Regions from separate parts of the Homo sapiens genome. Here region 1 is linked to region 2. Evidence: read pairs that join two places in POLR2A ChIA-PET (ENCODE). Cell type or tissue: Panc1. All regions are shown on one strand. Each heading gives the region's core, and the rest is flanking DNA. Links, peaks and the distances in the headings are about the cores only. Region 1 overlaps KCTD1 (potassium channel tetramerization domain containing 1). Region 2 overlaps TAF4B (TATA-box binding protein associated factor 4b).

Region 1 (4,396 bases), core at 253-4,252, 120 kb after region 2:
CTTTTTCATAGTGAAATATGTATCTGAGAAGCTCCCTTATTAGATTACCAAGCTGAGGCCATGAAAAGAATGACTATTGGCCAACATTTCTTTGCTTTTAGTTCAAAAGGAAAATGAACTTGAGAAAAATAACATCTGAATAGAATTTCGCATGTTTTTTTAAATTAGATTTCTTACATATTTTTAAATACACTTAAAACACTAGAGAATATTTTAAATACATTCTACAGCTCAAATATAGCTACTATTCACTTTTAAAAAGTTAAAACAGCATTAAAAGTGACAGAGCTGCTTCAGTAATAATAGTGCTATAGGGAAAGGTCATTTTTGCAAATGTGTGTAGGTACAATAAAAAATTCTAGCATTAAATGCACCAAAATATTAGTAGGGATTAGGACTGGGTGATGATGCTATGGGCAAAAATTTTCAGTTGTTTTTATTCCTTTATGCTATACAGAGTTGAATATTTACTACTTTTGAATTTTAAAAATGGAAAAAACAGCACTCAATGGCCCAATTAAATCATTTAGTATATACTCTTGACACAGTGCTATATTTTACCTTCATAATAGGGATTTTTGACATTTTTAAGAGGTCAGAATAAAGAAATACAAGAATGGAACTAAACTTAGGGATAATACTTCCCTTTCCTTAATTTTCTTGCCAGGGAGGAAACACGTGGAACTGAAAATTAAATGGGCTTCAGGTCAAGGGAGCTCGTATTCAGCTGACACAGAAGACGATTTCATTTGATCCTGAAAGACAGGGGCAGTCGCCTATGGTTCCCACACTCTCGGGGTCTATCTGGTCATCTGCCCCCTCTTCCAGATCCCTCCATTCCCAGCTCTAAAACATTGCAAGAGCAAAATGATCAAAGCTATCCAAGTACACTGCCTGTGTTTCCTGAAGTCGCCCTGCACACGCTGTTGTGGGGGGAAGATGCGAACAACAGCAAAGGTTGGCAATGAAACAGCGTCTAACATGTAGAGAGGGCCTTCGAGTCTGAAATCAGAAACCTCTGCACAATGTTAGGTATTATCACCATTTCACAGAGAAGGAAGTTGACTCTGAGGTCAAGTGGCTTAGCCTATAATTATCTAGTAATAAATTTACTGTGATATTTTACATGCTAGCCATTGTGTACCCAGATAAGGTTGCCACTCTCTTATTACTAGGCTATACATGCTCTGACATTCCCTGGAGGAGGGAGAGATTTGCCTTGTTCCTTTCACCCTGTCTGTGTTTGGGGGTGAACATACTGGCTGGAGGCTTAGAAGGAGGGTCAGTGATCACAGAGAAGGCGGGGACCAGCTGGCCCAGGAAGTGGACACCTCCCCTGCCACAGAGAATTGGCACTTTATTCACTCCCCCAACTCTTAGTTCCATGTGCATTTAGCAGGACACATCGGCCTCTAAATAAATCATAAACTTATTAACTTCTTGGATGTGGTCATTGAAATTCCTCATTCAGCAGAGTATCGAAAGCTAAATGTGCTCCTTTTAACTTGAATTGAGTCTCTGGGAACCTCCTCTGAGATTCTTTTTTGTGGAGATGGAGTCTCACTCTGTTGCCCAGGCTGGAGTGCAGTAGCGCGATCTTGGCTTACTGCAACCTCTGCCTCCTGGGTTCAAGCAATTCTCTTGCCTCAGCCTCCCGAGTAGCTGGGACTACAGGCGCACACTGCCACACCCAGCTAATTTTTTTATTTTAGTAGACACAGGGTTTCACCATGTTGCCCAGGCTGGTCTCGAACTCCTGAGCTCAGGCAATCCGCCTGCCTCTGCCTCTTAAAGTGCTAAGATTACAGGTGTGAGCCACCGCACCTGGCCTCCTCTGAGATTCTTAAGTGCCCATTTGCTTGACGTTTTTGCATTAAAAAAAAAAAATTAAAATGCACAGGTTTATACGTACATGACTTACTCTATATAATAAATGTGTTCATAAAAAGTTCATTTGCTCATTTGTTCATTTATTTAGAAAATGTTGGCTGGTTGCTCTATTTGGTGCCAGGCTAGGGCACTATGGAAATGAACTCCTCAGGGTGTCTGTAAGTTTAATTTGAGAATTAGTCATATGCACAGGGAATTCCTGATGACAAGAGACTCCATGTAAATAAAAATTTTTTGGCCGCATGAGGTGGCTCATGTCTGGAATCCCAGCACTTTGGGAGGCCAAGGCAGGTGGATCACTTGAGGCCAGGAGTTCAAGACCAGCCTTGACAACATGGTGAAATCCCATCTCTACTAAAAATGCAAAAATTAGCCGGGTGTGGTGGTGCATGCCTGTAGTCCCAGCTACTCGGGAGGCTGAGGCAAGAGAATCACTTGAATCAGGGAGGTGGAGGCTGTAGTGGGCTGAAATCATGCCCCCGCACTCCAGCCTGGGCAACGCAGAAAGACTGTCTCAAAAAAAAATTTTTTTTTTCAATCAAATTATGCCTGAAATACTCTGAGAACTAAATAATACTTAAATACCCCAAAGAATGCACCTTTCTGGGTTTTATAAATCCAGGGTGTATTTTTTTTTTTTTTTGAGACGTAGTCTCGCTGTGTTGCCCAGGCTGGAGTGCAATGGCGCCATCTCGGTTCACTGCAAGCTCCGCCTCCCGGGTTCACGCCATTCTCCTGCCTCAGCCTCCCGAGTAGCTGGGACTACAGGCGCCCGCAACCACGCCGGGCTAATTTTTTGTATTTTTAGTAGAGACGGGGTTTCATCGCGTTAGCCAGGATGGTCTCCATCTCCTGACCTCGTGATCTGCCCACTTCGGCCTCCCAAAGTGCTGGGATTACAGGCGTGAGCCACCGCGCCCGGCCTCCAGGGTGTATTATTTTTAAATAAGACATACCTATATTTAGTAATTCCACATTACAAAGATCACACTTCTAACTTTTGCCCCAATTACCTTTTAAAGAGCAAACTATTTGTGGCACTTCTAACAGTGTTGACATGGAGTAAGGTACCTAAACTCAGAACGTTTTCCCGAGGATGCAACAACATAGAGACGAAGTTTTAGCCTAAGCCATGTCACCAATGAGCTATGTGGCCTTGGCAAATTCTTTTCTCTCTCACTTCAGCTTTCCCATTTATAATCTATGCAGTCGGACCAGATGCTCTGTAATGCTCTTTCCAGTTCTGAATTTTTACTAGTCTATGATTTTTAAAAAATATAAGCCATAGAGATTCAAATATCTTAAGAAAGCTAGCATTTTAGAAGGTCAGAATTGGAATTCAAAATGCCTTTGAAAGAAAGGAGAACTGGTCATGAAATGAAGGGCATTCCAAAAGTATGAGTGCAAAAAAGAGCTAACCCAGGGAGATTCCTTAACAATCACACCATTTGCTCTAGCTGATCGGGAAGATTACATTTTAATCACTACTGCTTTCTACTTGCCTCCACTGGCAGGAGAAAACAGCAAATAAAATATGGTGCTTAATAAGCAAAATGCCTACTTGGGAAAGATTCTTAGTGTCATTTTATTGGAGTATCATTTACTTATTTATATCTTTTATTGTTCTAGAATATTAGTCTGAAAGCAGCTTGAGATTCCCCTGTAGAACAGAGAAAAAATTTGTCTCAATGATATAAAGTGATGCTTTTAAAAAATAAAGTAACGATCTCTTGTAAGCAGAATCGGTGCCAAGTTTTCCAAAAGATATATTTGGTAATAAAAATTTTTAAAGGTGTGGGGGAGGAGAGAGCCAAGCACAGTGGCTCATGCTTATAATCCCAGTGACTTGGGAGGCTGAAGTAGGAGGGCTGCTTGCGGCCAGGAGTTCGAGACCAGCCTGGGCAACACAGTGAGACCCTGTCTCTAAAAAGATTAAAAAACTGGCTGGGCGTAGTGGTCTCAGCCTACAGTCTGTGACTCAGGAGGTTGAAACAGGAGGACTACGTAAGCCCAGGAGTTTGAGGCTGCAGTGAGCTATGATCATGCCACTGCATCCTAGCCCAGGCAACAGAGTGAGACCTTGTCTCAAAAAAAAAAAAAAAAAAAAAAGAAATGGCAGAGAGATGTTGGAAGGAAGTAGTGTCATGTTTACACCCAGACCTAATGGGTCATGTGTCCTGTTGATAGGCATGCTCCAGGCCTAGCAGTTTGCCAGAAACACTCCTCCTGGACCTAGGTGACATCTGGCATTCACTGGGATCTTTGTCCTCAGAAGATATAGACCAATTCTCTTCTGGCTGTTGGGCTGTCCAGTTCTTAGTTACATTCGTCCTATTTGGACCAATAGTGCCTGCAGCTGAACTGCCAGACCTGGTATTAGCACAGGAGATTTGTTTCTTGGAATATTTTGGAGAGGATAGTGGTTGATGAAACTTCCTGCTTAGGAGCAGATGGGTGAGAAGATATCAGTGAAAGCTTAGATTAAGAAGCAGGCATTTGAATGAGC
Region 2 (4,396 bases), core at 304-4,303:
GATTTATAAACATATAGATACAGTTTTAGCATAATGTATCTAATTTATGGCTAAAGAAATTGCCTCTAGTTAAATGTATTGTAGTTGTTTTTTGTTTTTTAAGACAGAGTCTCACTCTGTCACCCAGGCTGGAGTGCAGTGGCATGATCTTGGCTCACTTCAACCTCTGCCTCCCAAGTTCAAGCAGTTCTTCCACCTCAGTCTCCCGAGTAAGTGAGCTTACAGACGCACACCACCATGCCTGGCTCATTTTTATTTATTTTTTGTTAGAGGTGGGGTTTCACCATGTTAGCCAGGCTGGTCTCGAACTCCTGACCTCAAGCGATTTGCTTGCCTTGGCCTAAATATGTTGTAGTTTTAAATGGGTTACTCCTGTAAACAACAAAATTTCCACTCACTGCCAATTACATGTTTTAGTAACTTTCTTCCTAATATGTACTTTTTATTCAATTTTCCAAACAAAACTGAGCTTTTGGTCCCATTCCGCAAAAATCTTATGAAGATATTTTGATGGTAATAATTTACAATAGTTAAAGTTACATCTGAGTTACACCATCTCTGAGTGTTGATGCTAGCAGAGTGGCATGCTAGTGCTTCACTGCCAGGCTTAGCTGAAGTACCAGAGGCTTACACTTGTACAAATTGCATTCATTACCAAGAACCCTGCAGAAGTGGCGAGAGACTGGCTCTATACTGTAGATGGGCTCTGGGATAAGTAGCCGAACAATTGGGCAGCTGAGACCAATTTTTTTCCCTCTTTTAGAACGTGGACTTTCCAAAATTGTTTCCATGGATACTTATGAACAAGTTTAACTTAATGAGTATAAAAATATGACTGCGACATCATGTCCCTCAAAAACTGGGTAGTATCTCTTAAAGAAGTTTTATTTGTCCGTCAGATAAAGTACCCCTAAGTCATGCTGTGAACATGCATGGAATTAAGTTTGACTGATTTTGACCATGGTGTTTTGGAGACCTTAAGAGATTTCCTTCCCCTCCATCAGAACAAGAAACCCAAAAAGGTGGAAGGAGTAATTAAAATTTAATTGTTATAAAAGGACAGTAACAGAACCAGATTTTCTTCCTATGTTATCTTTCCTTATGTATGTCTTTCGGGTGGATAAAAGAGAGTTGCCAGTCCTATCGAGACGTTTTGTGAAACAAAGGATTTTGTTTTGAAACAAAGGTAAAAAGAATTAAAGGATTTCATTTTTACAAAATTATCTTTTGAGAGTTCTGTGTTTTTCTTTTCTTCCAATTAAAAGTAATAGTATATAGACATATTGGTAATTCATATTGGTAAACATATTCAGAAAACTGTCTTAATTACAGGAGTGTTGTGTTTTCATCATTTTAAAATGACATTTAGAATTCATGTTGTTCTGTTTTAAACCAGTACATTCAGTTTAGAAAATATTGCGGATAACCTGTGTTGTTCTGTGAACTCTGCTAAGCTCTAGAGGAGACAGAAACCATAGTCCTTGTCCTCAGAAAGCTTATGGTCTAGTGGGTATGTAGTGGTGGCGGGAGCATATACAAATTACTATAGTACAACGTAAGGTAATTGCCACAGTGAGATTTCCTTGGATGAAGGACAGGTAGACCCATTTGAAATGGGTCTTAAAAGATGAGTAGATTGGCCTAGAATGGCCTCTTTGCTAATCTCTGCCTATTGGCAGAGGAGCCATGTGGCTGCAGTTAAGATGTCTTGTAAAGGAGCAATGGGAAGTGAGGTTAGAGCGAAGGAAGCCAGAGTGATGGGTTTATACGTGATATGGTGGATAATATAGCACAGTGGTTAAGAGTGCTTACTTTATTTTTATTTTTATTTTTATTATTTTCATTTTTTTGAGACAGAGTCTTGCTCTGTTGCCCAGGCAGGAATGCAGTGGCGCGATCTCAGCTCACTGCAACCTCCGCCTCCTGGGTTCAATTCTCCTGCCTTAGCCTCCCTGGTAGCTGGGATTACAGGCATGCGCCACCACACCCAGCTAATTTTTTTATTTTTAGTAGAGACGGGGTTTCACCATGTTGGCCAGGCTGGTCTCAAACTCCTGACCTCAGGTGATCCACCCACCTCGGCCTCCCAAAGTGCTGGGATTACAGACGTGAGCTACTGTGCCCAACCAGAGCTTACTTTAGGTCAAATTAGAAACTGAGTCACAGCTCAACTTTGCTGTGTGACCTTGAACAGATTGCTTAACCTATCTAAGCTCAGTTTCCTCATTTGATAAATGGGGACAGCGCTTATATAACTGGCTGCAATTTTGTATGATAGAAAAGAGATAATATATGAAAAGTGCTCAGCGTGGTTCTCAAGAACCTGCTCTGAGCAATGGGAACCATTGAAGATTTTGGAACCATGGCCTGGTGGGATCTGAACCGTGAAAGGCCTTCATTGTTATTTTTTATTATTGACATACAAAAGACTGCATACATTTAAAGTCTACATTTGATAGATTTTTATGTATGCATACAGCTTTGAAATCATCACCACAATCAAAGTGATAAACAAGTCTTTCACTCTCAAAAGATTTGTGTAAGACCTTTAAAGAGGGAAAGTCTGGCCTGCAATGCACTGGAAAGAATGGAGCAAAGTAGAGCCTGGAAATGGAGAAACCAGTTCAGAGGCTATTGCCATGCTGCAGGTGAGCAGGAAAGAATGAATGAGGTCAGGTGATAGGTTTAATGGCCATTTGAGATTGGCTGCTGGAGGACAGGGTTAGGTCTTCATCATTACATTATCTCCAGTACCTAACCCAGTGACCAGAGGGTAGTGGGCTCTGACATGCTAGAATTGACAGGCTTTCCCTTTATGAAAGATTTTTATTTCAAATTGCTTTTCCTTTTATTATTTTTAGGGCTTAAAAGACAACCTTCTTGCTTCTGGGACATCCAGCCTGACAGCCACCAAACAGTTGCATCGTCCAAGAATCACGAGAATCTGCCTCAGGGACTTGATATTTTGTATGGAACAGGAACGGGAGATGAAGTATTCTCGAGCTCTATACCTGGCCCTTCTGAAGTGACCACTCCACTCTTCCATCCAGATCCTTGCTATTTACTGCCAAAGAAGACACAAAGCATTGTTGCACTGTCCTGAAATTTCAATTTCTGGAAAATAATCACCAACATGAAAGAGCATTGTTTACAGTTAGAAACTTTATTAACTCTTACCTATCCATCTCATGGGACTCTTACAGACTCAGATTCATCTTTGTCTTCTGAAAATCAGTTATGAAATACACTTTGCACAGAATTAGGCATCTGCCTATCTGTGCATTAAATTAAAGCAAGTTAAGGCCCTATTTGTTACTACCTGCCTCATTTGCCAAATTGTAGCAGGTGAGGTGTCCTTCCCTAATACAGCATGCATTGAGATGCAGGAGAAAGGAAGAGGCATAAGAAAATACAAGAATGACTATTTCATTCTATATTGAACCTGTCCCAAAGTGGTAGGTTTTCTGGGCTGGAATCAGAAGTTGCTTAGCTAACTATGACAGTCACCCTCTGTACGTGACAGGCCACTGTGGTGACTTTGGTCGGCTGAGTTCCAGTGTTGTCAAAACAAGACAAATGGGGATAGATTGTGCCTGGGGTTGCTAATTCTCTGCTTCATATCACCATATGCCGTTTCTGGTACCAAGTGAGGGGACATGCTTGTCAGGGAAACCTTAAAATTGAATCTACTGATATATCTTGTTGAAAAAATGGAAAAGGTGCAAAGTATTAGAAGGAACGTTAGGGCGTTGCTTTCAAACTGATGAGGGGAATGTGAAAATGGTATCATAAAACAGGAAATGTGCTTCATATGCCCAAGAGGGGAAGAGGTGGAATCGGAACTCCAAAACAACTGGTACATGTTTTGTTGATGGGCAAAAAAAATCACAGCACAACCAGAAAGGAGAATGTACCAGATGTTTTCAAATTAGAGTATTTCAAAAGGAAAATGTTATTTTTTGTTTTGTATTGTTTTAAATCCCAAGGATAGTTTTTATAGTTCCTTCTGTCATAATATATTTTAGTTATCCTAATTTTTAAGCATGTTGGCACATTTAAAAAATCCTAATTGATGATGAGAAATTTTTAACAATAGGACTTTATGTTGGATTCTGTACTTAAAAGGTACTGTCAATATCTCACTCTTGGGGATATGAGCTCTAAATATGAGAAGCAAGTTATATGTGTTCACCTGAGGAAGAAGCTGACGGACAAAGCAAACCCTCTTTAAAAAAAAAAAAAAGAAAATTCCACGTGTGTGGAATACAGCCGGTGAAAAATAATCACTGTAGTTAGAATCACATACAGAAAAAAAATGATTGAATCCTCCAAGAAGGTATTTCAAAAATGGGAAATGCTATACTTATAAGAATTGAAGGAAAAAAAAAAAAACACC

What was found. Peaks named below come from ENCODE experiments on the same cell type or tissue, not always from the same donor. Only the 100,000 strongest peaks of a DNase experiment are listed, where the experiment ranks them.
Region 1: POLR2A ChIA-PET joins it to region 2 with 5 read pairs; 2 of 35 experiments call an interaction of 5 or more read pairs at or near these places.

The regions. Positions count from the first base shown.
Region 1 is chr18:26,510,573-26,514,968 of GRCh38, forward strand. The region is part of intron 1 of KCTD1 (potassium channel tetramerization domain containing 1); the gene reads right to left. Among named protein-coding and RNA genes, the nearest start is that of KCTD1, 36 kb to the right of the region's middle. In Panc1, for the core only: no CTCF peak of the experiment used is centred there; no DNase peak of the experiment used is centred there; H3K4me3 peaks cover 309 bases; H3K27ac peaks cover 3,618 bases.
Region 2 is chr18:26,386,984-26,391,379 of GRCh38, forward strand. It overlaps TAF4B (TATA-box binding protein associated factor 4b), which reads left to right. Exons shown (of 15, transcript NM_005640.3): 15 at 2,862-4,396. The coding sequence ends at 3,029. Among named protein-coding and RNA genes, the nearest start is that of LINC01543, 34 kb to the right of the region's middle. In Panc1, for the core only: no CTCF peak of the experiment used is centred there; no DNase peak of the experiment used is centred there.